2 separate regions of the Homo sapiens genome follow, and region 2 is linked to region 1. Evidence: chromatin loops called from intact Hi-C (ENCODE). Cell type or tissue: gastrocnemius medialis. All regions are shown on one strand. Region 1 overlaps MAPKAPK2 (MAPK activated protein kinase 2). Region 2 overlaps PFKFB2 (6-phosphofructo-2-kinase/fructose-2,6-biphosphatase 2).

Evidence for each region. Peaks named below come from ENCODE experiments on the same cell type or tissue, not always from the same donor. Only the 100,000 strongest peaks of a DNase experiment are listed, where the experiment ranks them.
Region 2: it touches region 1 in a loop (4-fold over the local background); 4 of 110 quality-filtered maps call a loop at or near these places.

What each region holds. Positions count from the first base shown.
Region 1 is chr1:206,690,628-206,695,627 of GRCh38, reverse strand. All of the region lies in intron 1 of MAPKAPK2 (MAPK activated protein kinase 2), which reads right to left. Among named protein-coding and RNA genes, the nearest start is that of MAPKAPK2, 8.2 kb to the right of the region's middle. In gastrocnemius medialis, no CTCF peak of the experiment used is centred here; DNase peaks (open chromatin) are centred at 1,747, 2,407, 3,807, 4,897 and 2 weaker places; H3K4me3 peaks cover 2,059 bases; H3K27ac peaks cover 5,000 bases.
Region 2 is chr1:207,057,618-207,062,617 of GRCh38, reverse strand. PFKFB2 (6-phosphofructo-2-kinase/fructose-2,6-biphosphatase 2) reads right to left here. Exons shown (of 15, transcript NM_006212.2): 3 at 540-665. Among named protein-coding and RNA genes, the nearest start is that of PFKFB2, 6.8 kb to the right of the region's middle. In gastrocnemius medialis, a CTCF peak has its summit at 2,910; DNase peaks (open chromatin) are centred at 2,390, 3,597 and 4,177; H3K27ac peaks cover 4,820 bases.

The sequences.
Region 1 (5,000 bases):
GGGTGGAAAAGGTAGATATAGACAGGACGGGGGACAGGCATGGTACAGAGAAGATGCAGATGGATAGATGCTAAGGTGTGGGGGTGGAAAGCACAGTTCTGTTAAAGAAACAACATATATAAGCCACTTAAGCTGGGGAGAAAAAAAAAGCATGTGTTCCAAAAAAAAAAAAAAAAACAGATCAGGGCCAGATCTGGGAAAGATGTGGATATCTCATGTATTCTGCAGGCAGAGAGACCCACTGAAGGGCTTAAGCTGGGAAGCTACATGATCAGAGCTGGGCTCTGGGCAAACTAATCCCCCACTGCACGCCGAAGAATCATGGGGGCAAGACCTTCCTTCCATAGCTGAGGGTTCTCAGAGTTAGCCACATGTTTCAACCACCCATCCCACCCCCTACTACTCTCTATTCCTTCTCTCTCTGGTTACACCTCAAACCTAATTTTATTTTCTTTTAAAGTATCCGAGCCCAGGTAGCCAAATCAAATGCATAAAGTCAGGAAAGTCTGAGACCCAGGAGAGGGGGCACTGCCACCCTTCCTCCTCCTCTCTGTGAGCACAGGTCACTAAAGCACATCAGGGGAAGAGAACACAAAGGGTATGAAGTCACTAAGAGTCGCAGGTGGGCTCTGCTGGAAAGGACATGATGCTCGTGAGCCTGGCAGTCAGAGGGAATGACAGCACTTGGCGTGTCTGCAAGCGCAAGTGTTTCCAGGGCAGGTTACTACATATGCTCATTTTCTCCCTGTGGCCTCCCCATCTGCCAGAGATCTGGGTGCCTGTAAGGATGTAGAAGGTATGGGATGACCCCTTGCTGGGCTGTCCAACTCAGCTGTGCAGCCAGGCTGCTCTGAGCTGCAGGGCACATGCAGCCTCCTCATCAGGTCACCTGCATTCCTAGAATTCTCCAAGTTCCAGACACACGGCCTTTAGTGTCCAGGGCTCTCCCCGCAGGACCCTTTGAGCTCTGCAGAAGCCAAGCATGACGAGCAACCTGCAGATTCCTCACTTAGAGAAGCTAGCCTTCTCCAGCTCCCGTGAAGCCTGGCCTTTAGAATCCTACTAACCTTCTTCTAGGAATCACAGAAGCCAAGGAAGGCAGTCGGGATAGGGAAAGACAGAGGGTATGGCTATTCTGAGGACAGGGGCTCCTTCTGTCAGAGTTAAAAATAAACACTTAGCAACTATGCCCAACTCTTCCTCTGCACAGGCCAATGGGCCTTGGCAGATAAATCTTTCCTTGCAGAGGAAATGTGGCCCCAGGGGAGAGGTGGGAGAAGGAGGCCATCGACACATGGTCAGAGTATGTAACTCTAGCTGAAGGCAGTGGGTTCCTCAAGTCCTATGTCTTGGTTGTCATTGCCATCACTCTCCACCATACACCCCTTCCCCCAAATAAACCATAATTCCTGAAAGCAGACATAGAGCCCTCCTAGGCCACGATTAGTATCAACACCTGTCTAGGGATTAGAAAAAATCAGAAAGAATACTAACGCCACGCTGAAGAACAGAATGCCAATGTCAGACTCTGCCCAGTATCTATCAGCTAAGCAAATATTCTAGCTACCTGAGCCCCTTTCCTCATCTTGCTCCACAAGTCTCCAGGATCCCTGGGGAGTAGAGGAAGAGGCCACACCTCCATGGACACACATCAATACTGCAGTCAAGAGGTAGAAGAAACCCATGCACTCGGTGACATTCTGCATGTGGCTGAGCTGGAAGGGCCAGAGGTGCCATGGCCTGACTCAGGAAGGAGATCCTGAGAGCCAGGGCCCAGTTATTCTTGGACGCTGACAAGATGAGGTCACACTTTTGAATGTGGTAGCCCAAAGCCTCACACTGCGGAGGTGGAGAATATAACGTAGCAACAGGGCAGGAGTACACGGTAGGTAGCATGCTCGGTGACAGGGCAGTCGGGTTGAAGGCCTGGGGCAGACTGCCCATGTGGGGCTGTCCTAGCATATAACTATGGTAACTCTGTTACCATAACCAGGTAACTCTGGCAAAGAGGCCTGCTTGGAGGTAAAACTGGAGGAAGCCAGGGCTGGAGGCGAGCACAGTAGAAGGTCTGATCCACTCTGATGAGCTTGGTCACTCTCCTTTTTGTCTAACCCTTTCCCTACTGGGAAATAAGCAGGACAGCTTCACGGAGCTTTCATACACACAAATCTAGACACCTGGAGACATAAAAACCATAGCACGTCTCCCAGCACTCAGAAGAGTGAGTTAGCCCCAAATCACCTACCAAGCTCAGGCTGGAAGAGAAAGGGGCAAGCAGGGAGAATATCAGCAGAAAGTGAGAGAAACAGGTCAGCGGTGTGGCAGGAAGCACTGGGACAGCTAACAGGGCCTGGCTGTGAGGGGAGACTGCAGCAGTGGCAGGTTTATTTTTAGCTGTTCGGCAGAGGGGCTGAGTAACAGTTCTGGGCCCTGGGCAGGAGGCCAGGCTGCTAAGGTCCGGTGTGTACTGAGAGCCTCCTAACAATGTGGATCATTAAAATGGCAGCAAACGAACAACTCGATCTTCTCCCTGTAGACAAGCAGGAGGATAAGGAGCCCCGCCGGAGGACGAAAGTGGAGGAGTCGGCAGGGGGACAGTCAGTAGATCTCCTGTTCAGCCCCTCCCCTCAGAGAGACTTCACCTTTGCTTCTGGTTCAAAAGAATCTTCATGGAGATGAGCCAGAGAGAAGGCATCAACAGTACAGCTCCCTCAGCTCCCTCATATGCTCTGAAACAGAAAAGGCTCCCATCGGGTGGCCACTAGCTTCCGCCTCTGGCCACCACTCTTCACCTCTAAGATGAGTCCTGGATGGACACTGGCCACAGAGATGCTTGGAAACGTCCCTCAAGAATAAGATGCCCTTTCATATGACCCTTTTGGAGGGCTCAGGTTCCCAGCAGAATGAGCGCACAGCTTGGCTGGTCTTGGAGGAGAACACCAGATACAAATATGGGCTGACCTTGGGGCCTTGTCCCAGCTCATTCTGGCACACAGAGGTGTTTACTGATCAGACAATAAAGACCCCAAGAACCTTTCACTGCCAGAGGCCCAGCCCAACTTTATGTCTCCTTCTACTGTGGCTTTCTTCCTCCTCCCACCAAACCTGATGGCCCAGCACACAGGACCCCACAGTCTAAACCTCCGGGGCTGAAACAGCTGCTCTAGCCTTGCATGGGCAGGAAGAGGAGGAAAGAGAACAGACATCACCAGGCAACCCCTTTTCCTCCTGCTTCCTTGGATTCCTGATATCTCTTCTTACTCAGCCTGGTCTGAGGGGCTGAGGGTCACCTGAATGTAAATCCTAATTTCCTCATCAGCTCTGTGAATCAGTCCCCAACTCTAACCTAAGAACAACCCCTAATCCATAACCATACCTTTGGTGAATTAGAAGGCACTCCTTTGAAAGAACCCAGCCACACACAAAGACAAAGCCAAGCAAGGAGACAGTGGCTGGACTTCAGCCTTCGCTTAGCTCCTCAACCAGATCCCTGTGCACAGGGAACAGCCTGCACCAGAAATCACAGTGGCCCTCAAATGCCCCATAACTTGAGAAAGGAATCTCAAACAGGGAATAGAGTTCCTCATCTCTACTTTGCACCACCACTACACTATGATTCTTCTGATTTTAAGGAAAGAGAAGATGCACACCCTGCTAAATTACGTAGTCTATCCTCTCTGCCGAGTCACCAGCATAGAACACTTTCTAAGTCTTCACACAAGAGAAGGAGCAGCTGGTCAGTGATGATTATTCATTAACTGGACACAGGCTGCCCTGGAGCCAGGCACTAAGCTTACGAAAGGGCATCTGTGCTGACCCAGATACTGCTGATGGTCAGACCCGGAGCAAGTCAGCAAGCTATCCTGCCTGCCCTCCACCTCTGGCCTGCAGCACCGCCTTCTACTGCCTCACCCTGCCGGTGCTCAGGAGCTGCTCGAGCCGACCCTCTGTGCAATGAGGCCTGGAAAGTTTAGCTGACCTATTCAAGGTCATGTAACTTGTTAGCAGCATACAAACACTGGAAGCTTTCTATTTATGTATGCACTTATTTTTGCTTTCTTATCTAGCACATAACCCATGGTAACAAGCTCATCTCTACATATCTATATCTGTGTATGTGTGTATATATATATATATATATATATCTTAAAATACAAAATACCAGTATTTTCCTAAAAACTAGAAAAGGTACACAGCAATCTGATTTGGGTTCTATAACTGCCATACGTTATTACACTGTCCAGTGACATGGCCCCTTCTCTTCACCAATGCCCCCATTTACAAGGTAACCCATGTGGAAAGATCCTAGCTGATGCGTTAGTGGAGCTCAGTTTTGCTCCACCAGGTCTACAGTCTTCTAGCAACCAAAAACCAAAGGGGCCCAGACCAAGAGCAGGTCCCAGGGAACCAGGTCTCAAGATGTGGCTCGGATGCTGACACCATGTAAGACCTTGGACATGCCACTGAACATTTCTGCACTAGGCCAGCTTCTTCCTCAGTGATGTGCAAGGAGTCAAGAAAGATGACCAGGGAGTGTGGGTTCTAAGTTACTATGAAGTGTGGGTTGCTTTGCCACTGGGCCTCAAACCATTACCAAGAAAAGCTGCAGTCCCTGCAAAGAACAACTCTTCTCTGCCCATCCACCTCCCTCCAGGACACAGAACCATCTGGAAAGATACAGTGCAGGGAAGAGGGGGAAAAGAGACCTCACATGACACTTGGCAGGGCCTGAAGTAGAGGAAAGGTAGGAGAATAGAGTGAATCCTGCACCACAGACATCACGCCACCAGGAAGAACCCCAGCTCAGAGCATGGCAAGGCTGCTTGGGAACTGGGCAATGGCTCAGATGCAGACGACTGTGCCCTGCTCTTCCCCATCTTGGCTGACATTCCTCCTGGCACCCACTCAGCACACTCCTGGGCTCTGGCTAACAGGAGCTTTGGCCCCTCCCCTAGCCCAAGGATTAAGTTTGCCTCCAGCAGTTCTGAGGCTGGGCTCTT
Region 2 (5,000 bases), 370 kb before region 1:
GTAGAAGACACCCAAATCCTTCAGCAGCAAAATAATATGATGGCCCCACCAAATGGGACTTGTTTCTTGGCCTAATGTCGGAGTGACCAAGGGGATGAAAAAAGCGGCAGCATGGTAGGTTGGGAACAATATCAGATTAAGAGTCAAAAGAGTTGGGTTCAAGCCCTGACTTTCTAGACCTTGGACAAGTCTTAAGCTGTCTGAGGTTTCAATTTCCTCAGCCACTCTGTCTATTTCACAGAGACACTGCTAGGGTTATATAAGATGATGTCCATGTAAGGCTTCTGAAAAGGTACAGCCCTATGCTCATCTAAATCTTAACAGTCCTATCAAAGGCATTCCCTCAAAACTAGGCCAATCCACCCACGCCAGGAGGAGACAAGTCTGGGAATAGAGAATAACTCCAGTAAACCAGAAAGCAACTGCTATTTCTGCCAAAAGCACCCTATAGCATTGATGCCAGGAAGAATAAGTCTCCCAGAGACCTGTGAGGCCCAGGAACTAATAATTGTCTTTCCTAGGGAATGAGCCACACTTACCTTTGGTGGGGACTCCAATCCAGTTGAGGTAGCGTGTTAGTTTCTTGGACACGTAGGTTTTACCCCGGGCTGGCAAACCAATCATAACGATCAGAGTCGGGGAGTTGGTCATGTAGGAGGCCCATGCTAGAAGGAAATGAAACAAAATAAAACGAAATGACTAGAGTCCTAGTAAGGTTTTTTGGTGTTTGTTTTTTTGAGACGGAGTCTCACTCTGTCACCAGGCTGGAGTACAGTGGCGTGATCTCAGCTCATTGCAACCTCCGCCTCCCAGGTTCAAGTGATTCTCCCGCCTCAGCCTTCCGAATACCTGGGACTACAGGCGCCCTCCACCATGCCCAGCTAATTTTTGTATTTTCAGTAGAGATGGGGTTTCACCATGTTGGCCAGGATGGTCTCAATTTCTTGACCTCATGATCCACCCACCTCAGCCTCCCAAAGTGCTGGGATTACAGGCGTGAGGCGCCCAGCCCCGCTGGGGTCTAGTAAGGTTTATACACTGAGCTACGAACTTCATAGTCATAATCTCATTTTATCTTCATAAACCTGTGGAGCAAAGGTTCAGCAAGTCTGGGAAGACAAATAAGGAGATATCAGGCAGGCCTCCTGAAATAGAGTTAAAAGGTTATGCAGGCTTCCAGAAAATGCCCAAACCAAGATACGTCTTTCCCACATGTCTGAGGTCTTCACTGCAGTACCCAAGGTGGAAAGAGGAAAAAAGTAGCAAGGCTAAGAAAGAAAATAACCATGCTGCAGCCAGACATGACAGCTCATGCCTGTAATCCCATCAATTTGGGAGAATGAGGTGGGAGGATCACTTGAGGCCAGGAGTTCAAGATAAGCCTGGGCAACATAGAGAGACCCTTGTCTCTTAAAATATATATATATATATATATATATATATATATATATAAAGATATATATAAATATATATAAAGATATATATAAAGATATATATAAAGATATATAGATATATATAAAGATATATATAAAGATATATAAAGATATATATAAAGATATATATAAAATATATATATTTAAGATATTTATATATATCTTAAATATATAATATTTAAGATATAGATATATATAGATATATAGATATATAGATATATATATTTAACTTAGCCAGATGTGGGAGTGTGCACCTATAGTCCCAGCTACTCAGGAGGATTGCTTGAGCTCAGGAGTTCAAGGTTGCAGTGAGCCATGATCCCGTCACTGCACTCCAGCCTGGGCGACAGAGCAAGACTTCGTCTCAAAAAAAGAAAGAAAGAAAGAAAAGTAACAATGACATCATCCTTAACATAAGAATGCCTAGAAATATAAAAATGACAGAGCTGTGAAGGAAGGTCTAATGCTTGGAGATTCTACCAGTGCAGAACTGAGCTGGCTCCTATAATAGGTCCAACAGAGTTTCTGTCTCCAGGATCCCACTCATCCCTTCAGAACCATGGGCAAGAATTAGCTTGCCCACTGCAAAAAGCCCTGCCTCAAGCTGTTTTGGCCTTTTCACTCAGGTCATGAGCTCCTCTTTAAGCCAGAATTTCTAAACCATAGTGAGATTGAGTTGGCAAAGCTTACTTGATACACATTCTGAATAGACCTCAGGAAGCTTCAGGGTAGAGCCAGCCCACAAAGGGCATCAGGGCCAATCTGCCACCATGGCCCACGTAAAAGCAAGACAATTGAGAAGCATTAACAGTCCTCAGTCTACCCTTCCTTAGTAAATTAACTTACTTCAGGAATGCTCATTTGCAGAGATAAGTCTCACTGGACAGGCAGGGCAAACTACATGTTCAGGGGACAGGTGACTTGTCTAGGGACACATAATGAGTCAAGGGTACAGCTGGCACTAGAACACAGATCTTGTGCTTCCTTGCAGCTTTTCTCCATAAAAAGAGGTTCCTCATCACTTTGCTCACAGGGGCTGGCTCCTCCCGGCCCATCTTGCTGCAGAGGAGAGGTGGGAGAAGGACCTGAACTGCTGCCAGCCACTGTCCCGGGGCCAAAAACCACACTGAGGTCATCTGGGATAGCTCAGGCTCTGCCGGCTCCAATGAGGGAAGGCCCTGCACAGGATGGGGGAAAAAGGAAGAAACACCTTCACCTCCCACTTCCCACCACTGCTTCCCAGAAGGTGCCCTGCAAGTTGCGGCTGCCCCTCTGCCTGGTACTAAGGGACCTTGTAAGATTAAGAAACAGTTCTGTAAAATGGAGGTACTTGGATGGGAAATATGACTTTCATTTTTTGAGAAATAAATGTAGAAAGATCTCAATGGAGAAGTGGGAGGAGGGGCCCAGGTAGAGAACCACCCTCGGAAGGAAAAGTTTCCTAAGGGTGTTTGGCAAGAAGTACTCAGAGTGACCCTAGTGGTGAGGAGGGAGAAATGGAGGCCCAGACCTGGGGTCAGAGGGCTTGGCTTTTAGTCCTTTACCCACTGCACACATGGAAAATTCCTGAGTCTCAGCAGGAGCCCCTCCAAGGTAGGTAAAGGAGCAACATAAGTGATTTTCATCTGTGTTCAAATAGGGAGCTTAAAGGCAAGCAAACTGTACCCTGAAGCCTCAGCTGGCATTAATCCCTGATCACTGGCCCCTAACAAGCAGATAGCCTCTGCATGGGATCAGCTGTCTCAGGTTTAAGTAGTAAAATCCCCTGAGTCTTCACTTTCTCCAGCTCGGCTCAATGCCTGCTCTCAATCCCCCATGATTTGGCTCATTACCTGCACTTCTAGGCCTGCTTTGTCCGCACCTTCCAGCCCATTAGGCACTTCCCCCGAAGGTCCTATTACCCTCCCTAAAGTTTAAAATGAACTGATACTTGGGAGCTGCTCTGAAGGCAACCAGGGAACCAGCTGCTCTTGTTTACCCATGTGGACAGAGAATGCTAAGAACAACAACAACAAAAAACTGCATCCACTGGGACCTCCCAAGAGCCCTCCAGCAACGCACCTCTCGCCTCTGTCCAGAATACACTTAAGCACACCTGCTACAACCAGGGCTTCTCATTTTCTGGAGTACAAAACTAAACCACACTTCCTATCTCAAATTACCACACTGGCAAAAGTAGGAACATTCTGTCCTGCCTGTTAAAAAACAAAACCACCTGCCACTGCCACCTGATTAATTTCAGAGACAATGTAACCCATCTCTTGATAGACAATGGAAAACTGTTTCAATCCTGAAATTCTCTTCCACCTTCTTTAAGCCAGGTTCAACTCCTTTTCTTAAACTTAAACTCATTTTCCTTTCATAAACTTGCTTAGATAAAATGAAGACTTGAGGCTGGGCGCAGTGGCTTATGCCTGTAATCCTCACTTTGGGAGGCCAAGTTGGGTGGATCGCCTGAACCCAGGAGTTTGAGACCAGCCTTGGCAACATGGTGAAACACTATCTCTACTAAAAATATAAAAATTAGCCAGTCTCATAACCCGGTCTCAAAATAAATAAATAAATGTATTTTAAAAAAAAGATTTACAAAAAAAATGAGGACTTGATAACTTCCCTCGTGTAAATGGAAAAACTCAAGCCTGGAGAAATTAAGAGCTTTGCCCATGGTCCCACAATAGACAGTCAAGGTCAGGGTTCTGACCAGTCTCCTGATCTCATGACTGCCCATTCAGTCCCAGCTGCCAGCTCCTGTGCCTCATGTCAGCACTTGACAAAGGTTCCCTCACGGTAAACACAACTTGCTCTCCATTCTAATCCTGAAGGATGGTCTAGGAGAGCAATGGTTCCCAGCCTTTTCAGGACCCAGGACGTCTTCTTTTATTGGCTCTAAAGAGGCCTAATATTTAGAAATATGCTGCCCATAAAGCATGTTTCATTAGTGACATTTTATCTTTATTCATCAGAAGTCAGAACTGCTGATTATCTCCTGCCAGTTGACAGGCATGAAATAACCAAGTTCGTATAACTACGGTCAAACACTAAGAAAGCTGATGTTTCAGTTAACCACTATGGCTATAGTTGATGCTGCCCAATTTCCATCAAATATCTTAAAATATTGAAAACAGCTTACAATATAGAACTTCTTAGGAGAGCAAATTAGTAATACTGATGAACATTTCCAATGTGTCTATCTTTTCTATTATTTCTGTAGGAAAAGTTGCTGTCACAAATGTGCAAAGGTGTACGTGTAAGAATGGTCACTGCAGCACTCTTTGTGATGATGAAAAACTGGAAACAATTTAAATACCTATCCGTGGAAAGCTGGCATATCCATACAATGCAGAATGAGGTAAATCTGCATTTATCAACATTAAAAGGATGTCCACAAGACAGTAACTTATTTAAAAAAATAAAAAAGGAAATGGCAGCTGAACAGAATATGAACAATATGAACCTACCTTTATTAATAGGATATACCAGAATAAGATGTCTAAAAGAATCAAATTTGGAAGAAACAGGAGTCTTTTACTTTTCGCTTTCTAAATCCTTTCTGTAGTTTGAATTTTT